Linked DNA regions of Homo sapiens: region 1 is linked to region 2. A link is an interaction called in ENCODE POLR2A ChIA-PET data of the cell type or tissue named here. Cell type or tissue: HCT116. All regions are shown on one strand. Each heading gives the region's core, and the rest is flanking DNA. Links, peaks and the distances in the headings are about the cores only. Region 1 overlaps PCDH7 (protocadherin 7). Region 2 overlaps PCDH7 (protocadherin 7).

Region 1 (9,908 bases), core at 1,222-9,221, 59 kb before region 2:
GAAGCTCTTTAGTTTAATTAGATCCCATTTGTCAATTTTGGCTTTTGTTGACATTGCTTTTGGTGTTTTAGACATGAAGTCCTTGCCCATGCCTATGTCCTGAATGGTAATGCCTAGGTTTTCTTCTAGAGTTTTTATGGTTTTAGGTCTAACGTTTAAGTCTTTAATCCATCTTGAATTGATTTTTGTATAAGGTGTAAGGAAGGGATCCAGTTTCAGCTTTCTACATATGGCCAGCCAGTTTTCCCAGCACCACTTATTAAATAGGGAATCCTTTGCCCATTGCTTGTTTTTCTCAGGTTTGTCAAAGATCAGATAGTTGTAGATATGTGGCATTATTTCTGAGGGCTCTGTTCTGTTCCATTGATCTATATCTCTGTTTTGGTACCAGTACCATGCTGTTTTGGTTACTGTAGCCTTGTAGTATAGTTTGAAGTCAGGTAGAGTGATGCCTCCAGCTTTGTTCTTTTGGCTTAGGATTGACTTGGCGATGCAGGCTCTTTTTTGGTTCCATATGAACTTTAAAGTAGTTTTTTCCAATTCTTTGAAGAAAGTCATTGGTAGCTTGATGGGGATGGCATTGCAGAGCTTTTAAACTGCACACACATGCACACACACACACAGAGAGACAGTATCGTGAGAAGAAATAAAGGTTATCTTGAAAGAGACTGAAGAAATAACTAACACTCACATCGTGCTCATTAGGAACCATGTGCCAATATTAGTGTTTTGCCCTTATTAATTCATTTGATTCACCCAACACTCAACATATATCATATCAGAAATTACCACATAGGATAAAACAGTTTCAGAGACTCTTCTGATATTTCACACTAACAAGTGACAGAGCCAGAAGTGGAACTGAGGCAACGTGGCTGCAGAGTCTGTGTTTTAATCACTATGGTACCCTGTCTCTTAATCAAAATGTAACAAAGGACAAACAGTTGATTGTGTGGAAAGCAAGGGTGCTCCCATGAGTCCAAATATCATTCTGAGGCACTAGAGTAATTAAAAATCTACTATCAGCCATCCCATATATTGGAACTGACCTTGTACAATGAATGTGAGGCAGATTCTCAGTTGACAAAGCCACCCTTACAAGATAATTCCCCTTCCATTTCATCTTACCCTTCATCATTACAGCTCTAGCAATTATTTACGTTTTATTCTTACATGAAACAGGATCTAATAACCCTTTAAGGGTTTCATCAGACCCCCATAAAAATCACTTTCCACTCCTACCCTACAACTAAAGATATTCTAGGTTTCATTTTCCTCCTCCTCCTTAATAACTCTAGTACTATTTTTGCCTGACCTCCTGAGTGACCCAGATAATTACAGTTTAGCCAACCCCCTCAATACCCCACCCCACATTAAACCAGGGTGAGACTTTTTGTTTGCATATGCAATCTTAAGATCCATCCCTAACAAACTAGGAGGCGTTCTGGCCCTTGTATTCTCCATTCTCATTTTAGCAGTTATTCCCATACGTCACATGTCTAAACAACAAAGTGTAATATTCGGGCCATTAAGTCAATGCCTATTCTGAATCTTAGTGGCTGCCCTGTTTACATTCACATAAATCAGAGGGCAGTCAGCCGAATGCTCTTTTATTACCATCGGACAGACAGCATCCATTATGTACTTCTCTACTATCCTCACTCTCATACTATGCACTACCCTAATTGAAAATAAACTACCTAAATGAAAATGCCCTTGTAGTATAATTCAATAATCTGGTCTTGTAAACCAGTCCCCTCCCCAGGATAACTCAGGGAAAAAGCACTCCAGCTTCACCGTCAACACGCAAAGCTGGAAATCACATTGCCTCAGCTTGAATTCTGGGACCATAACCTTGTGCAAAATACTTCCTGCTTTTTTCTGTTTATAAAATATCAGTGCCAAAAATGCCTACCACACATAGATGCTGTTAGGATTCACAAAAATGGTGTGTACAGTGTTTGGCGAGTAATAAGGTGCTCAAAAATTTCAGCTATTAACTTTATCATTATGTGCCCAAATTATTGGTCATGGTATTTAGAATTTGTTCTGAATGAAGGAAGCCTCCTTATTTAATATGTAATATTAAAATAAATAGAAAATAGGGCAACCAGGAAAAAGTACTTTTCCTCTTGCCTCCCATAGGAATTAAAAGTTACAAAAGGAGAGGAAAATGTTAAAGGAACCAATTTGTCAATAAAGAGGAAGGAATACTGGCTGCTGCCACAGTTACCTCAATGTTCACTTCAACTCCACAAGAAGTGTTTTCCCACATCACAGTCAGAAAAACTGAGTCATGTTGATCATTCAAATTTGCACAGTCAGGAAATGGCAAAACCAAGAGGACCTGAAATGATACCTCCCTGACACAATAGCTCTTACTTTTCCATTACATCAGTGTTCAACATATTATAGGTTACAAAATTTAGCAAGTCATGAAATCATTTTAGTGGATTTTAACCTAGCCTTTGCAAAAATTAAAAAAGGAGAAGAGAGGAGAAAATATCAGTGTACATCACGTGAAGTAAAAGCAAATACTATTGGATGAAAGTGTTACAGTCATATTGTGCATGTGGGTATCCATGGGTCTTTGGGGTTGCCATGGAAATTGTATTTCTTAATGTCTGTAGCAGCAAAAATGTTAGAAACAAAGTAAGTACCACGTTACATTCGTCATGCTGGTGTGATAGTCAAACAAATACATACTGATTCACTGAACCACTGAGGTCATGATTTCTTGGACCTACACATATTTCAAGGAAAACAAAAAAAGTTATACATGTAAGCGAGGCAGTGTGCAGCTTTCTATTCTTTATCACATTCTCAGTAAGTACTGGGAGAATTTGGCTTGGTAATGGTTATACCATCACTAACAAGCTGAATGAGTTGACATATCAATTAAATTTTATGTTCCTAGGTTTTTTCCTCTATAAAAGAGAAGATAACATTTCTTTCTCTCGAATTACCTCCGTGGGATTCTGAGCCATTTAGGCAAAAGTCAGTGTAGTGATTTAGAGAAATAGTCCAGGGAAAGGATAAGTGGGTGTGTGTGCCCGTGCACATGTGTGCACATGTGCACACACTTGACAGAATCCAATGCCAACAAAAGATATGGCACAGTGTCAGAGAAGAAGGCAAAATATGTATCACACTGAAAGGGAAATTGCCGCTCTTTGAGACCATGGGATAACCTTTATTATGTGGCTGGGTCAATAAGAGTCTCAAGTGATAAAATGGAAATTATGAAGAGCTTGAAAATGGAGTAAGGTTAACACAGATCTATGAAGATATTTGGATATATGAAGATATTGGGAAGTATAAGAAGCATATACTACTAACTTTTGGCATGGGGTCATTCTCAAGTAATTGCAGCTATTGCTAAGGCAGTGACTTCCCTAAGCAAAAGTATGACTTTGTTTTTATCTTCTTTCAACTCTTCAAAGAGTAAAGCATGCAATGAAAGATTTATTTCCCCACATGACTAACACATAGAGATGATAGAAACACCAAGTGCATATTGTATTTATTTTACCAACTGGTACGAAGAAAATAACCTTGTATTTAACATCCTCTGAAACACTAGAAAAGCATGCTCAGTCCAGGTGCAGTAGCTCACACTTGTAATCCCAGCACTTTGGGAGGATAAGACAGGCTTGAAACCAGGAGCTGGAGACCTGCCTGGGCAGCACAGTGAGATCCTGTCTCTACAAAGAACAAAACATATTAGCCAGGCATGGTTGTGCGTCTGTCATCCCAACTACTTGGGAGGCTGGGGTAGAACTGCTTTAGCCCAGGAGTTTGAGGCAGCAGTGACCTATGACCGCCCCATTGCACTCCAACCTAAGCTACAGAACAAGACCCTTTCTCCAAGAAGAAGACAAAGATGAAGATGAAGACAAAGATGAAGAAGAAGAGGAGGAGGAGGAGGAGTTAAAAGGAAGAGGAGGAGGAAGGGGAGGGGAAAGAGGAAGGGGAAGAGAGGGAGGAAGGAGAGGAAAAGGAGGGGGAGGAAGAGGGAGAGAAACGGGAGGAGGAGGAGGGGGAGGAGGGGGAGGAAGCAGGGGAGGAGGAGGATGAGAGGTAGGAAGAGGAGGAGGAAGAGAAAGGACTTCTCAGAATTACTAGCTCCAAATTGTGACATCTACAATAAGACTCATGTTTCACACTTGGTAGCCTTTAAGGGTGCCCCTCTGCTTTTTAGCCAGTTGTTATCTGTTACTTTATATATAATCCACATTTATATCTCAGCTTTGCTAAAATAAATAATTAAATTGAAAAAAATACTTCAGATTAAGGAATAGGCACAGAACTCCAAACCCATCAATTCAAGGACTATTTCTGAAGGGTTCGTTTAGAACGCTGCTAAAAATGTGAAGGTGGAACCTGCAAGTCACATAAAGGAAGATTTCCATTTTCGCCAGTTTTAACTTAATATGAGAGCAGCAGATGGTGTCTTATTGAAAGCACTTTTCAATTTTCTGGGCAAAGTAATTTCTTAAATGAAAAGGCTCCTTCAGGCACCCAAAAACTGCATTCCAAAGCTGTTAAGAGACCTAACTGCAGTCAAAAAGCTAGAAACGGTGGTAAAAGACAACTAGAACTCAGCAAAATTGCTTCCTAATTTGTGCTAGAGATGACATGAATTCCTCAATGATCTCTGGTTGCTGTAAATGTGCATGTTTGTTTTTATGCATGTGTCTTTAGATGTGAGCAGTTGTTCTTGACTTTGACCAGCATCCTCCCTTCTTGTAGTAAGGAAACTTATAGTTTGTTCTGGGTTTTGTTTTGTTTTGTTTTGTTTTGAGATGGAGTCTTGCTCTATCACCCAGGCTGGAGTACAGCGATGCAATCTCAGCTCACTGCAGCCTCCTGGGTTCAAGCAGTTTGAAACTTACAGTTTTTAAGTAAAATACTCCTGTCCTACTCCTTGTCTCTGTGGTGACCTGCTGACGGCACCAAAAGCTCCAGGGTTGGTAACAGGATCAATTTTGTTTCCCCATTTACCTTGCCAGAGTGATTGGTCAAGACTGAGGAGATGTTCTATAAGTCCATCTCATACTGTTCAACAAATTTGATTCAGGAAATGTATGTGAACTGGTTTGATTTAATGAAAGCTAATCTGATGGTCTTGGAGTTGAGAAAGTGAAAATCTGACTTTGGGGAGTCCACTGGAGAAGACAAACAGTGAATGTAACACAGAGTAAAGCAAGGAAAACAAAAGAAGCTACCCAGTCTTGATGTCATTGTTTGAGTCTCCAGCTCCAGCCATACTCCTGACAAGACTCTGCCTCTTGGCTTTCATTTAAGTACGCCAATCAATTCATTTTTATACTCTCTGTGTTTGGTTTACCATAATTCACTTCTCCTTGTTCTTATCTGTGTTACTCTATATTATTTTTTGTTTCTCAAAAAGGAAACTATTTGCTTGCATTTTTGCCAAAAAGGAGAGGTTGGCCTTTTTGAGTTTTGATGGAGCTTAAAGAAATAAATAGGACAGTAAGAGAGAAAAATGGAAATAAATAGGCAAGAAGATAGAACTCCTGTTTTTATGTTTGTTTTGTTTTGTTTGCTTCAGGTTGTATGACAGAAAGTAGATGATACCTCAGTGCATAAAGAACTTTATTAGAAATTCAGTGCAGAGGTGTTTATATTGAGCTGTGCTAATACTGATTTCATTGTTTTTCACTGAATCACAACTATGATACCTCTGTGTCCCACAACAGTTACACATATTCTACATACTGCTTTAACTATGCAATGCAGATTTGGTTATGGAGAATATTTTAATTAAGCTCTTTATATAAGGAGTCCTTTGTAATATGGACTTTCTATAGTAAAGCTGAGGAGGGTTTTTTTTTTTTTCTTTTGTAGCTTTGCTTTTCAGTACTATGGATAATGACCACTTACACCTTAAAGACCCTTAGAGGAAGCAACATATATTGCCTTTTGCCATTGACTATTTTACCATAGTTAGTTAAACCTCTTGGCTCTCTTCAACTGTTCCTAGGTATTGCATTTTCCCAAGAAGTTAAAATTCATCCTAAGCTATGAAATACCTAGAGGACATTCCATTAAATATTCCATGAGTCAATCTGGTATACTGACTAAGAGTGGGGGTTCCAAACATTGGGTTATGAAGTGGAAACTATGAGTGGGGTTTAGGGAATCTGTTAAAAACTGAAGTATGCAAAATATTTTAGAAACATGTATCAGGGTAATTTTTCCCCAAGAAAAGGCTTCTATCTTTTATCAAATTATCAAAGAGGTCTATAATCCAAAAAATGTTATTAACTGGTAGCAACCAGAAGAAATTTAATCTTTAAAGAGAAAATCAAGAAACAAGGGATGCTACTGTGTTTTTCAGAATTTCCATTTTCTATTTATCTAATCAAAACCAGCTTCAGTATGATGTCAGTATCTGCAAGTGGCAGGGTTATGAATATGTAAAATTAAGCATGATATAATCTGCTCAATATTGCATATCATCATGGCGATAATTGCTTTATTGTTCAGTGGTCAGGGTCCCTGTGAGGAAGCATAATCCAAATGAGAATTAGATGCAAGAAACATATCTCCATGATATGACAATTAGGTTCAGTACAGACAGACTTGAATGTAAAAGGCCAATTTATAAAGTTTCAAGGATACTGTCACGTAAACGGTAAGAATTTGGGGCTTAAGAGAGAAATTTTGCAAAAAAAAATACTCTAATATGACTTGTGTGATCACGGTTCTAAAATTTAAAATCATCTGATCTAAAGAATTTCCTCTTAATGCACAGTTTTGTTAATCCTGGAAAATAATCACTTTTGATTTTTTTTGTCTAGAAATAAGAATCAGATAATTGTTTCAACTTGTTTATTGGAGGAAAAAAGGAAAGAACCAAGAAAGTAGAGAAGAAAGGAAAGAGAGAAGGAAAGAAGAAAAGAGAGAGGGAGGGAAGATGGAGGAAGCAGGAGAAGGAGGAATAAAGGGAGGGAGGGAGGAAAACAGGAGGAAAGAATTGGATTTTTTATATTAACTGATTATTTCCAGAGAAACCTCCATCTCCCTCTAAGTTCAGTGGCTTTACCTTTGCTTCACTTCTTAATGATCTTATAATATTTCACATATATATTTTAATAAATACTATTAGAGGATATACTTGGATATTTTTTCCCCTTCTAGCTATATTAGTTAGGTGACTGGTAGCTAGGTTGCTGCAACGAAGACTGCAAACAACAACGAAAAGAAAACACATGAAAATAGTGGCTTGAAATAATGGAAAGGTATTTCCTGTTTTTTTTCTCTTTGTTTTGAGACAGAGTTTCACACTTGTCTCCCAGGCTGGAGTGCAATGGCACAATCTCAGCTCACTGCAACCTCCACCTCCCAGGTTCAAGCGATTTTCCTGCCTCAGCCTCCAGAGTAGCTGGGATTACAGGCGCCCACCATCAAACCCAGACAATTTTTGTATTTTTAGTAGAGACGGGGGGTTTGCCGTGTTGACCAGGCTGGTCTTGAACTCCTGACCTCAGGTGATCTGCCTATCTTGGCCCCCCAAATATTTCTTTTATATCATAGACTGGGGGTGAGTGATCCAAGCTAGCAGCACAGTTCTGCCTTAGATGACCATCTGGATGCCCAGCTTCCTCTCCTTTTGCATCACGTTATTCAAAACCTCAGTTTCGGAAAGGTCCATTGGCTGTCCTCAATCTTCATTCTACCATTCTCCCTCCTAGTACAAGAACTCCATGGAAGCTCAGAAAGACACTTCCTAACCTTCCTTCCACCTAGGTAAACCCATTTGATTATAATTTCTGGGCAATAGCATGTGCACAGAAGTAATGTGTGAAAATCGGATCATGCTTCCAACAGTCCAGAAGTGGACTCCCTTGCCCTTTACTCTCCACTGACTGAAATCCAGACCTCACAACTCTTTAAGGGTGGTGAAGCATTAAGACAGAAGGAGGCCTCACCTAAAATCATAGAGTCAACCCATTGCACCAGCATGGTGCCCTATTAATGTGTGAGAGAAATAACATTCCTCCTTTGTATAAGCCAGTGTTATGTTGGGTCTAAGTCACACAACTGAATCCACATCTTAATTACCATATCAATCCAGTATTTGCTGCTCTTCCTCACACACTTTTCTTCTGATATAAGCCTATCTATAAATAAACTCTTCTACCTCATTTTTCTCATAGTGAGTTATTTTTGCTATAAACAAAATAAAATAAGGCACCATGGCAATTCAGAGTTCCCATTAAGAAAAATAACAAATAACTATCCTCAAAACTTTTACTTATCTAACCAACTAGATTTCCATATCCAGATAAGAATTGGCACTGGCATATTTCCATCTCCATCTGTTGATTCCAATGTAAATTACCTAAGAACAGAAAATTCTGCCTAAAGCTATATGTATGAAATTTTCCACTGAATACCATGTAGTTACCAGCATAAAAATAAGAATGAAATTTTAGGAAAACTAAATTATGGAAAAAAGAATAGGATACAGTTGAAAGTCATATTCCTGAGCACTGATATTAGAAATGGAAATTGCCTGCATGATGAAGAGAGAGCCAGTCGGAAGGAGACAGAGGGATAGGTGATCTGTCTAGACCATGGGCCTGCTGCCTCCTTTCCTTCAGTTCAAACCGTATTTTATTTTATTTTTATTACACAAAAGCACGGTTGCCTTAGGCATGTCTTTCTTTGATAGCTACAACTTCCTCTTCTTACTGCCCATCTCTCACTAATCAATACACTACGAGGTGCCAGAGTAATTTCCTTTTTATAAGACTTTTACCACTTCCTGACACTTTTCACATTTCTGTCCTAATTATTTTCGGATTTTGATACCAGATAGAGAGTTCTTGTCCTCCCTAATAGGCATTTACCTTCCACACATTGGTCCAACTTTTGCTTAGCTCTGGCCTGTCTAGCTTTTGTTTTCTTTTTTTGTTGTTATTCTTTCCACACTCCCCAAACCATCAACCCTAGTTTAACTTTGTCCTTACATCCTAAGAAGTATTTTTTCTTTTAATATTCACTAATATTTTAACAAAATACTTTCATAATGCTTCTCAATCACTACTAAGATGACTTTAGTCTGCAGGAAAAAAATTGAAAACAAGAAAGCATTAATCCCTATCAGGGACTGTGCGGGAGATATTATAAATTATTCATCATAACGATGAGAACACATGGACACAGGGAGGGGAACATCACACACCGGGGCCTGTCTGGGAGTGGGTAGAAAGGGGACAGAGAGCATTAGGACAAATACCTAATGCATGCAGGGCTTAAAACCTAGATGACAGATTGACAGGTACAGCAAACCACCATGGCACATGTATACCTATGTAGCAAACCTGGACATTCTGCATATGTATTCCAGAACTTAAAGTAAAAAATAATAGTAATGATAATAATAATAAAACAAATTATTTGTTACAGGTAAATGACTCACATCTCCACCTTATGTACCTTTGCTTCACTTCCTAATGATCTTATAATATTTCACATATTAAATACCCATTCCCTGAGGTCTAAAGTATTTTTAAACTAAAAGTCTTAATAAACACACCATAAAACTTGCATGTGATATTATAATACAAATGTACAGTATTATAACAAAGTATCCTTCCAAATGAATCACGTATAATGAATGCATCTGTACTATTACCACCTACACAAATGTTTTTATTGTTTTTTACTACCAATATCAATTTATTTAAAAATTTTTACAGTGTTTTTACTTGAAAACTTTTCTTGATCTTAAGTATAAAAATGTAATATCACAAGAACAGTCATTTTAACTTCTCACATTTTATGTACGTTAAGCCCCAAATAAATACACATTTAATATCACTTACTTCATATATGTTTACTAAAACTTTGCCTGTACATAATTTCCATTCTGA
Region 2 (9,908 bases), core at 911-8,910:
TGTGCGCCAGTAGTCCCAACTATTTGGGGGGCTGAGGCAGGAGGATTGCTTAATCCCCGGTTGTCTAGGCTGCAGTGATCAGAGATGGTGCTGCTATACTCCAGCCTGGGTGACAAAACGAGACCCTGTCTCAAAAATAAAGTAAGATAAAAATTTCCTGAGGGTAATCAATAGTCAGATTACAGGACCCCTAGGACTCCTCAGATGACACCCTCTTGTAAGCGTCATGGTCTACAACATTGGGTAGTTTGAAAATCTCTAGACTTTCTTGATGAGGCATATCCATTTCTGGGTGAATCCCCCAAAGAAGAAACCTCCTGCCTCTTATTTCCACAGTGATGGCATAGGTCAATTATTGCCCGAAGTGGAGCATGCTGGGAATAAGTTCCAGAATGGCTTCTAATATACTAGATATGCTGGAGACTCAGTTGGACCGAGGGTGGATTATTGATAAACTGTATTACTGTGATGCATTTTTTAAAAGCATATGTTTACTCCCATAAGGCACTGTTCCAAGGCTGTCTGAATGTTCAGTGCATTTGTTTTATTTATGTATATAATCCATGTCCCAGAGAATCCTAACCACAATATGACAAAATACACTGACTTTCTATCAGTTCTGCTTCCCTTTCACGAAATTTGTAATGAATATTTATGATTCTAAACTCAATATAGGTCCTTGAAATAAATAAGCAGTAGTGTTGCCATGGCTTTAATGAGGTTATCGAATGGAATAGAACTTATGATCTGCCATTGTGTTTTAAAGAAGGATCATCCTTAAGAGTGAAGCCTTCTTTGGGGCACAAAGAGTGAGAAAGAGGCAGCAATGATGCTTGAAAGAAAGGAAGAAGAAATGGCAGAGAAAAAGGGAGGAAAGAAGAAAGGACAGAGAGGGAAGGCGAGAACAGCTTCTATATCCATCTACAAGCCAGAAGCCAAATTTAAAGAATATGCTACATTTATCCAAGTCATATTCACTATTCTTTTAAGGTACTGGCAGCCACCCCATCTTATTAAACATTAATTTTAAAAGCCTGTCAATGCTTGGCCTAGTCTGACCTGCCATTTTAGAATTTTAAAACAGTAAAAAAAATAGCCATACAAAAGTACATTAATACCTTTTGATATGTTAGAAATGATCCAAGAACTTAAGCACTTAAACCACTGTGGTCACTTCTCAAAAGTCCCCAATGAAATTTTGACCCATTCCTTGTCATTGCTGCATGCATTCTTTGAGCTTTTATGGAAAGGAAACTACTTAGGACCACCATCACAGTAATGCAGCAGTTAAGCAAGAAGCATCAATAACAGCAATACAGATTTCTGACATGTTTTCTTTTATCTGGCTTGCTGACAATCCTCAGGAAATGAAGCATGTGGTTTTGATGAAGTAGTTCCTTAAATTTTAATGTGGCATTGATCTATCTTAGGATTCCTAAAGGTTCATGGGCAATACACTAAGGGAGGAGAAAAAACAACAAAAAAAGATAAAACATACTGAAAGTTTAGTTCTATCAAAACATTCTGTAAAGTGTAAGTTAGAAATGGTACTACATTACACCAAAACATAATATTGATAATCTTATGGTTCATATCACAGATTTTCAAAGTTAACACTGAAAAGTGGATCACATAAATAATATGCCTTGTCCATAGCTGAGGCATGACTCAACAATGTCAAAGCACTAGAGGGAGGAAGGAAAGCAATGGTCATATTACCTAGTGTCTAATGTGGTACTCTTTGTGTCAGATATTGGAAACATCTTCTACTCCATTGTCTAAAACAGGAACCTTAAAATAAATGGTATGGGTTGTCCTCATGAATACAACACATCCACATCTATTCACCAAGCGCTATCCATTCAACTTTATATATGCCTTGTACATCTCACCTCATCCCTCTTTCACCATTTTATTTGTCAGGGTATTCATCCTCTGTCTCCTAAGCCCCACTCCAGCCTCTGTGCCACTGAATTTTGTCTTCCCAAACCATCTACTGCAAGAATTATTTTCCTACAACACAGATCTCAAATAATTACTATTTATAAGCTGTTGATAGCTTCTATTTCCTACAAAGTCGAAGCACGTTTCTACAGTATTCAGAAAACCCCAAGTACCTGTCAGCCCAAATATTCTGCAATGTGCTCTGCTTCCTCAACCACAACAGAATCCTGAACAATCCAAAATCCCTTTCATGTTGCTAAAACCGGGCCTGTATTGTTTCCTCCTACTCTGCCTGATAAAACCGTACTCTTGATCATAGTCAAAGACCTTCTCCCCTAGAGTAGCCACTGCGCCAAGGTAAGGCAATATCACTCCTTTGTCCTTCAGTAATTCTTGGGATATATCTCTATCAACTAGTTGTGATTGGTTTGGGGGCTTCATTTTTGAATGGCAAAGTTAACGTATACCATCCATCCAAAAAGGATGTTTAATACTTGAGTGTATTCATTTTTAAAGGAAAATAATGTCTTTGAGTTGCCTGTGATATCTCTCCGTGAAATATTACAACTACAAATCTGAAGTTTCCCAGGAGAACATTAAATCAGATTTCAGAGCTTGTGTTTAAATTTTTGAATGGAGGGAGAACACACACAGGCTACACTTGGTGGGCAATGACTACAGAAAATATGAGGTCAGCTTTATGAAGAAGAGCTAAAAGAGAAAGATTTCCCAGAAGATAGAAGGAGAATCACATATATGAGGGAAGCAAAAAGAAAGAAAGAAAGAAAGAAAGAAAGAAAGAAAGAAAGAAAGAAAGAAAGAAAGAAAGAAAGAAAGAAAGAAAGAAAGAAAAGAAACCCCGCTTTAATTACAGACTATCAGACAGCCAACCATCAAGAGTGGCTCTGCCTTTGCTATGACTGATATTTCTGTGAAATCCTTGGAACTTACTGGCTTCTCCAGATTCTGGGTTCTTTATTCCAAATTTGATGAGGAATAAAAGGAAACTGCTTTTGCTGAGCTAAACAAGAAAAGCACTTTTGGAGTGAAATGTAAATGATAACCCTAAAATTAGAGAAATTGGAAATTCTCATTTTTGGTTGGGTGCTATTTGTTCTGCAGAGGCAGCACTTTCGGACCTATGCTGAGTTAGCCCTATCCTATTCTAGGATAATTTAAGAGCATTAGCCTTTCTACTAATCTAACCCCCAAGATCCTAGCTCTTGATATTATCAATCTAATAGTAACCAGGTGTTTCCATAATATGATTTCAAGAAGCGTCTCATATTCTGATCTCTGGAAGGCATTTCTTCAAATGGTTCTCGCTATCAAAGACCCCTGTACGCCGAGGTAGCATCATATTTGAATTTGCAGGGACTTTATTGTAATCTCAGCAGTATCTGGCTGTCAGCAAGGAGGTGGCATAATGGACTATAATCATTTTGCACAGAGTAAGGACAGGTCTAGCAGAAAATGTTTAATTCTAGGTGATGGCTCTTGCAGAGTCAGTAAAGGGCACGTACTAATAAGGAACTGCAAAAAGTACCGGTGACGACATGCTTGCCTTGAAGAGCAAGCTCAGCAGATTTTCCACAGCTAATAGAACCATTACCGCTACATGTCAAGCTATGAGAAATACCAAAGGACATAGGCATCGGAGTGAAAGAGATAAGAAGAAAGCAACAACAACAAAAGGAGATAAATCAGAAGACCCAAATCATGCCTCCATATTTTTACCAGCTGAAAGTTGTTAAGCCAACCATGTTATCAACCCTGCGAAGCAAAAGGGTGCCAAAAAGCTTGCACAGGACAATCTCCATGTTTTAATGTGTTATAAATATCACATACAGTAACCAAACTGTTCACTAGATGAATATCCGTGCAAAGCTCATTTCTGGTGATGCCTGTATTGTCAACTGCCTCTGCATCTGGGCTCTAAGGCTTTTATCTTTGCTATTTAATGCTTACTTTTTTTCCCGTTCTTACTCACATATAAAACGCAAAACGCTGCAAATGAAGAAAAGGAAAATGCATGAGAAGGATCCTGTTGCTTTCAAAAGAGAATTAATTCTACACACTATTTCTAAAGGTTTCTGTTACCACTAGTAAACTGAAAGTCAAATGGGTTCTTTAGAAAACAGAGGGGTAGTCCAGGAATAATATCCAGGTTTTAAGATCTTGTGTAGATTATCCTCTGCGCACTCCCCACAGTTGCATTCTGTAATAAAGGCAATCTTTCTTGTGCAATGACCACAAGAAGCACCAGTGTTTAAAAGCCCAGTATTTGAAATGTCTAACTAAAAAAAAATATAAATTTTTAATATAAAGAGGTGGAAGCACAAAATAAGTAAACCATGACGGATTCATCAAAATGCACACAATATCCCCACAGGAATGTAAAGTAGCTATTTAAGGCTTACAGCACCATTTAACAGGCAGAAAAATAATAACACAAACCAAAGATGAAAATGCAGCACCTGACCTTTTACGCAGCTCACTGTTACTCTGTGCCAGGCTGTCGCTGTTTAATGCAACACAACAATGAGAAAAGGTCTCTGGATGTGGCGTGTGGCATTCCAAACCAAGCGGTCGCTGGCCTGCACTCTAATACTTTGATAGCATCCAGTCCCCCATCAGGCAAAGCTTCAAATTTTTACTCATTATTTTGAGTAAATGAAATTAAATAATAGAAGTTGCTTGCAAATAAATGTGAAAGTAGGTGCTCTTTGAAAATGAATTTGCTTAGGATGGGAGGGCACTCTCATGACCTCACTATCAAGGAGTTTAATTAGTCATGCCTGGAAGAGAGAGGAAATGCTCGGATTACAGACCTGCCCTTTAAGGACTTACTATGTCTGTGCCATCACCCAATATCTGAGATACCGATCGTTTGTGGTCACCAGTTACTATGCTGCTACGAGACAGGGCTTAACTCAATTTATCTCACTCTTAATTCAACCGTTAATAAAAACTGAGCATCGAGGAACATAGCTCAGAAGGTTCTGAATAGTGCCTCTGGGATACACATTTTATCCTTCCCACTGTTTCTATTCTTGTTACATCAGTATGCAGAAGCCATTTCAACTGAATATTCCTAGAAACAATAAAATTGTATGCAGAAGGATGGGTTTGAGTTTAAATAAAAAGTTTTGAATTCCGGCAATTCAACTTTCATGCATACAGCAGCAGTGTCCTAAAAACCCTGGGTTCCCATGAACACAGACCATTTATCACTGAAGATTATTAAGGAAATCTGTGAAGAAGCAAGGGTATCTCTTATTTAAGACTAAGAAGACAAGTGCATTTGTAGTAAGAGGAACACTGCCTTATACCGATTTCAGGCCCGCCTAAGGGGTGGGAAATCTTAAGCACACAGGGCTATGCCCAGCATCTGAACGAGACCTTGAGAAGGCCACCATCCTTAGCTGTATGTCAGAACCAGTCTAGCCTCATTTTTATTTTCTGGACATTGTGCCAAGCTACAGGCACACCAAACACCATGAGTCAACTGTGCAATTGCACATCTTTCCTCCCACATCTAAATGGGGATGACCCCTTTCCTCTGCATGATGTTGGTTCTTCTGGAAGTCTCTAAGTTCAAGAAAGTGGATAAAACTTATCTGACCCATCGCTTGGCTGACAATGTGGAGAACAACACTTTAGGTGATTTTCCAGAATCTGCAAAGAGGAGGTAGAATAGTAAAGACTTGATTTTCAGAATCAGACATACCTGAGAGTGAACAGAGTGAGATCATTTACCAGTTACAAGGAGGCAGAGAGTGACTTAACCTCCCAAAGCCTCAGTTCCTCATCTGCGAAATGGGTCAAATAACAGTACCTATCTCACGCAGTCATTGTGACAATTCATAAGTCCTTAGCACAAGCGACTGACATTAAGTGCTCAAGAGGTGTTGTACATTGTGATAATGTTCCAGTATCAATATTTAAGCCATTAGTGTCATTTTTTTTAAATGAGGCACAGAAAAATAATTCCATTATACGAACAGTGCAGGTGAGAACCTGTACTTAAAATACCATGCAAAATGCAATAACAACCCCTCAAATTTTCTTTACTGTAATTTATGAACATTGCATTTTCTTCATGTGTCATCGCTAATAAAGTCCTGTGGCTTGTGGTGTTTTTGCAAATGTACTAAATAGATCAATTACACATTAAAATATTCATATTCACATGAAAACATGTCCCCCTCCCCATTTTCTCCTAGATTAGCTGTATTTTTATAGTCTGATCATCATTTATATATGATGTGATGGTTGTGACCTACATATTCTCAAAACTTCTTCATTCCTTAAAAAAAAAACTAGTGTTGTTTACTTCAGTTTTCTCTTTGTCACAGTAATATGCTCAGTTTCTCATCAGAATAATACATTACTATTTTTAAATCCATTTGAATATGATTTATCATCTTTCACTGTTTGCTGCCAATGTGGTTCTTCATACACAAGAAGTAGTCAAATACGCAACTCCTTGTCCAATCAGACTCTTCACAGTGGTCAAACTTAAGTATGAAGAACCGTTCAGTTTAATGTGTCACTTCCTACATATTCCTAGAGAGTTACAAAAAGAACTATTTTCATTTTTTAAAAAAATGCTTGAGTCAAAAGTATGAAAATTAAGAAAACTAAGATAAACTAGCCCCCTCCTGGGGCTTTTTAGACAAGGACTTTCTCTCACACACAAAAAGTATCTATTTTATTTTACTATTTATTTTGCAACTTTGGGCCTGTTTTGAAAGCATTTCCATTATTTTCTCTCTCTTTTCCTGTATTCTGTGTTGCTGTTTTCTTTAATAGCAAAGGAATTTTCCTATCATTGAGTTACCTAAAAATGCTAATTGAAAGTCCAAGAGTATTATTTTGGATGTTGAATCTTGACCTATTAGCATTTTTACTCTCTTAATTGTTCTGGTCAATGACTTAATGAGAATTCAAGACTCTATTAACATATTTAGAGCACCCTTACAAGGCAGGACATGTTTCCTATCTGCTCTACTGCTTTGAACTAGGATTTATTCAGAACTTGTTTATGGCAAGACTACCGCTCTTGAAGATAGGAGAGGCACCATTACACATATTTGCCCCCATCCTCTCCCAAAGATCTTTAGAATAATTTGCTATAGGATTTACTTTTAAAAAAAAGAGTGAGCTCTTTGTCCGGCCCAATTACAGAAATTTGTTCACCACACCTTCTTACAGAAAACTTCTACCTATTGAAAAATGATCTGAGCAAAATCCACTAAACAAATAATTTCATAACCAACTTTAACTTAGTTATTCAAGAGACTATCATATCATAACACCCCCATCAAATTAATGGCAGGGATAGACAATCTGAAGATGAATCATTTAATTTGTCCTTAGCAAAACGGCAACGAAGTCTATTTTTACTTTATCTATTCAATTTCCCCCAACAATGTTAAACTCTTGTATGAGCACAAAACCATCTGCACTTAATTAATCACACAATCCACCCAAACATTATCAGATCCCAAGAGAATGAAAAAGTGTATATATAGTTAAATAGAGCCTTCATGTAACATATTTAAATCAGAGTCTATCTAAATGATCTAGAAAAAGCAGCACCGCTCTACCCAACCAGTGAAATCTCTAATTTCAATGCAGCAACACAGAGAGCCAGGCCTAGGTTCCCCACCACAACTTTTTATCCTCATGACACTTATTTTTCTTCCCTAAAAGACACTGTTTACACTGAAGGTCTTCATACATATGATGGGAAATTTCTAGAAGACTTTATCCACTATGAGTCGTGGCTCCTGTACCCTCACAGAAAACAAGAAGCACATCACCTTAAAAAAGCACTCAGCAATGTTCTGTGCTCTGTGGATCACAGGTCAGCCACCTCTGTCTCATCCTGTGACAACAGGAATGATGCACTGTGAAAGGTGTCTTTCCCTTTCCAGTTAGAATATGGAAACTCAAAATGGTTAGGAATAGAAACAATTACAGCAAAAATCAATCAGATGAAATTTTAGAACTATAAGTGTAGGGAAAATAAAAGAGATTGAAAACCTCTCTTTTGAGCCCTGTTTTGTAATCTTCCCTGCCAGTAGTCCATTGGATTTCAGGTATTGTCATGAGTATTTTTGTAATCTTCCCTGCCAGTAGTCCACTGGATTTCAGGTATTGTCATGCTTATTTATTATTGGTCATATCATCCCTTCAGGGCTAGTTTCCTGGGATCATTAAGCTGCATATATTGGAAAAACAGTGCCTTGGGAAATTGGTGTTCCAGATTCTAATGCAAATCCTCCTAGTCAGTCCTGATTTTCCAGTTCTATGGAGCAAATCTGAGGGTTACTATGTTTGTATGGTTACATATACATATATAGAGAATTAATTATGATCATTGGAATTGTTAGATTCTCTTCAAGGGGAAAGCTGCTCTCTCATTACAGGGAGAAATCATCTGGTGTTTAGAAGTGAAAAACAACTAGTCCCATATTATGGAGAGAAGACTCATTTTCTTGACCATAAGGCTTCCTTTTGGCATATGATAACTAGAAATATGGAAGCTGAGAAACAGTAAATAATTTTCCTATTCCGCTCCATAGACATTCCTAACCTCTTGCAACTTAGATTCTAATGGGTGAGAAAGAAGTAAGCTAAATAAATAGGTAAATATCACACATACATACACTATACATATATATCCCAAGCTGGGTTAAGGGGAAGGGAAGAAGAATCGGGTTTGGGGTATAGAAGGAAGGTGCAATTTCAAATAGAGTGATCTGAAGGAGCTCACTGCTAAGACGACCTCAAGGAGGAAACATATTGAGCTCTGAGGAAATTTGGAAGAAATGGCTCAAAAGGCTAAGCAGGTACAGATCCCAGACAGGGACTAGACCTGGCCTTGTTGCAAGAACAAGGAGGAGGCCACTGTGGCTGAAGCTGAGTGAGAAGAATGTGGCAGGAGTGGACTTGAGAAACCAGGTCCTGTAGGACCTTGAAGCTTTTGGCTTTAACTTGGACGAGATGAAAAAAATCTCTGGAGGCATCTAAGCAGAGGAGTAATTTGAATTGTGTTTTAAAAGAAGTGTTCTGGCTATGGTTTTAAAAATAGAGTGCTGTAGGGGCCAGGGTTGGAAGCAGGGAGACCAATTTGGAGTCTTTTAGATACTCTTTGCCAGGCAGAAAAGATAGTAGAAAATGAAACAGAACAACACAATAACATGCATGACCTGATCTGAAACCACAACAAAAGCCCTCTAAAAAAAAAAATCCACCATATCCTGAAAAATGCTGACAGGTCAATTTTCCCAGAGGTTGAATAGTCGTCTCAGAAGGATGAGTATTAAAAACTGCATGTTCTTCAACAAATTACATAAGTCTCTAATGTTCCATTTACTTTATCTCATTCTTATGTATATATTTCACACCTACTTATTTATTGACATTTTTAGAACAGATATATGCAGACAAAAGGACAAATTAAGAAACAAATGTTTCATGCATAACACAGCCTCTTATCTTAGGACCAACTAATAATTAAACTAAAATCTAAAAACCAAATTTCAAAATACTAAAATAACAACTCAGCATACTGAAACATAGAGAATGAATCTAAAATGCTTGAGCACTATAAGTAAAAGCCTCAGAAACTGTATATCCTTGAGCCCTCACAACATCCTATGAGATAGATGGAAAAGAAAAATCTAAGCTACAAAAAGTGAGATGACCTGCTTAAGGTCCCATAGCAAGTAAATATCTTGCATCTATTTAAATCAGGTTTCTAAGTCCAGGTGCCATTTTCTTCTCCTATATCACAACTGTCATGCTTTTATTTGAGAATTTCTTTATTTAAATTCCTCAAAATAGAGATTGCATAGCCAAATAATCAAATACCTAAGGATGTTCGGTATTGTTAATGACTTCTCTTGATATGACCAGTCTGTACTCTCTATGTGCTCGCTGAATTTCTGGCA

The links. ChIA-PET counts read pairs that join two places held together with the same protein. Peaks named below come from ENCODE experiments on the same cell type or tissue, not always from the same donor. Only the 100,000 strongest peaks of a DNase experiment are listed, where the experiment ranks them.
Region 1: POLR2A ChIA-PET joins it to region 2 with 7 read pairs; 3 of 35 experiments call an interaction of 5 or more read pairs at or near these places.

Annotation. Positions count from the first base shown.
Region 1 is chr4:30,876,240-30,886,147 of GRCh38, reverse strand. All of the region lies in intron 1 of PCDH7 (protocadherin 7), which reads right to left. It also overlaps the pseudogene MTCYBP43. Among named protein-coding and RNA genes, the nearest start is that of PCDH7, 160 kb to the right of the region's middle. In HCT116, for the core only: no CTCF peak of the experiment used is centred there; no DNase peak of the experiment used is centred there.
Region 2 is chr4:30,816,968-30,826,875 of GRCh38, reverse strand. The region is part of intron 1 of PCDH7 (protocadherin 7); the gene reads right to left. Among named protein-coding and RNA genes, the nearest start is that of PCDH7, 100 kb to the right of the region's middle. In HCT116, for the core only: no CTCF peak of the experiment used is centred there; DNase peaks (open chromatin) are centred at 4,775 and 5,395; H3K4me3 peaks cover 3,003 bases; H3K27ac peaks cover 8,000 bases.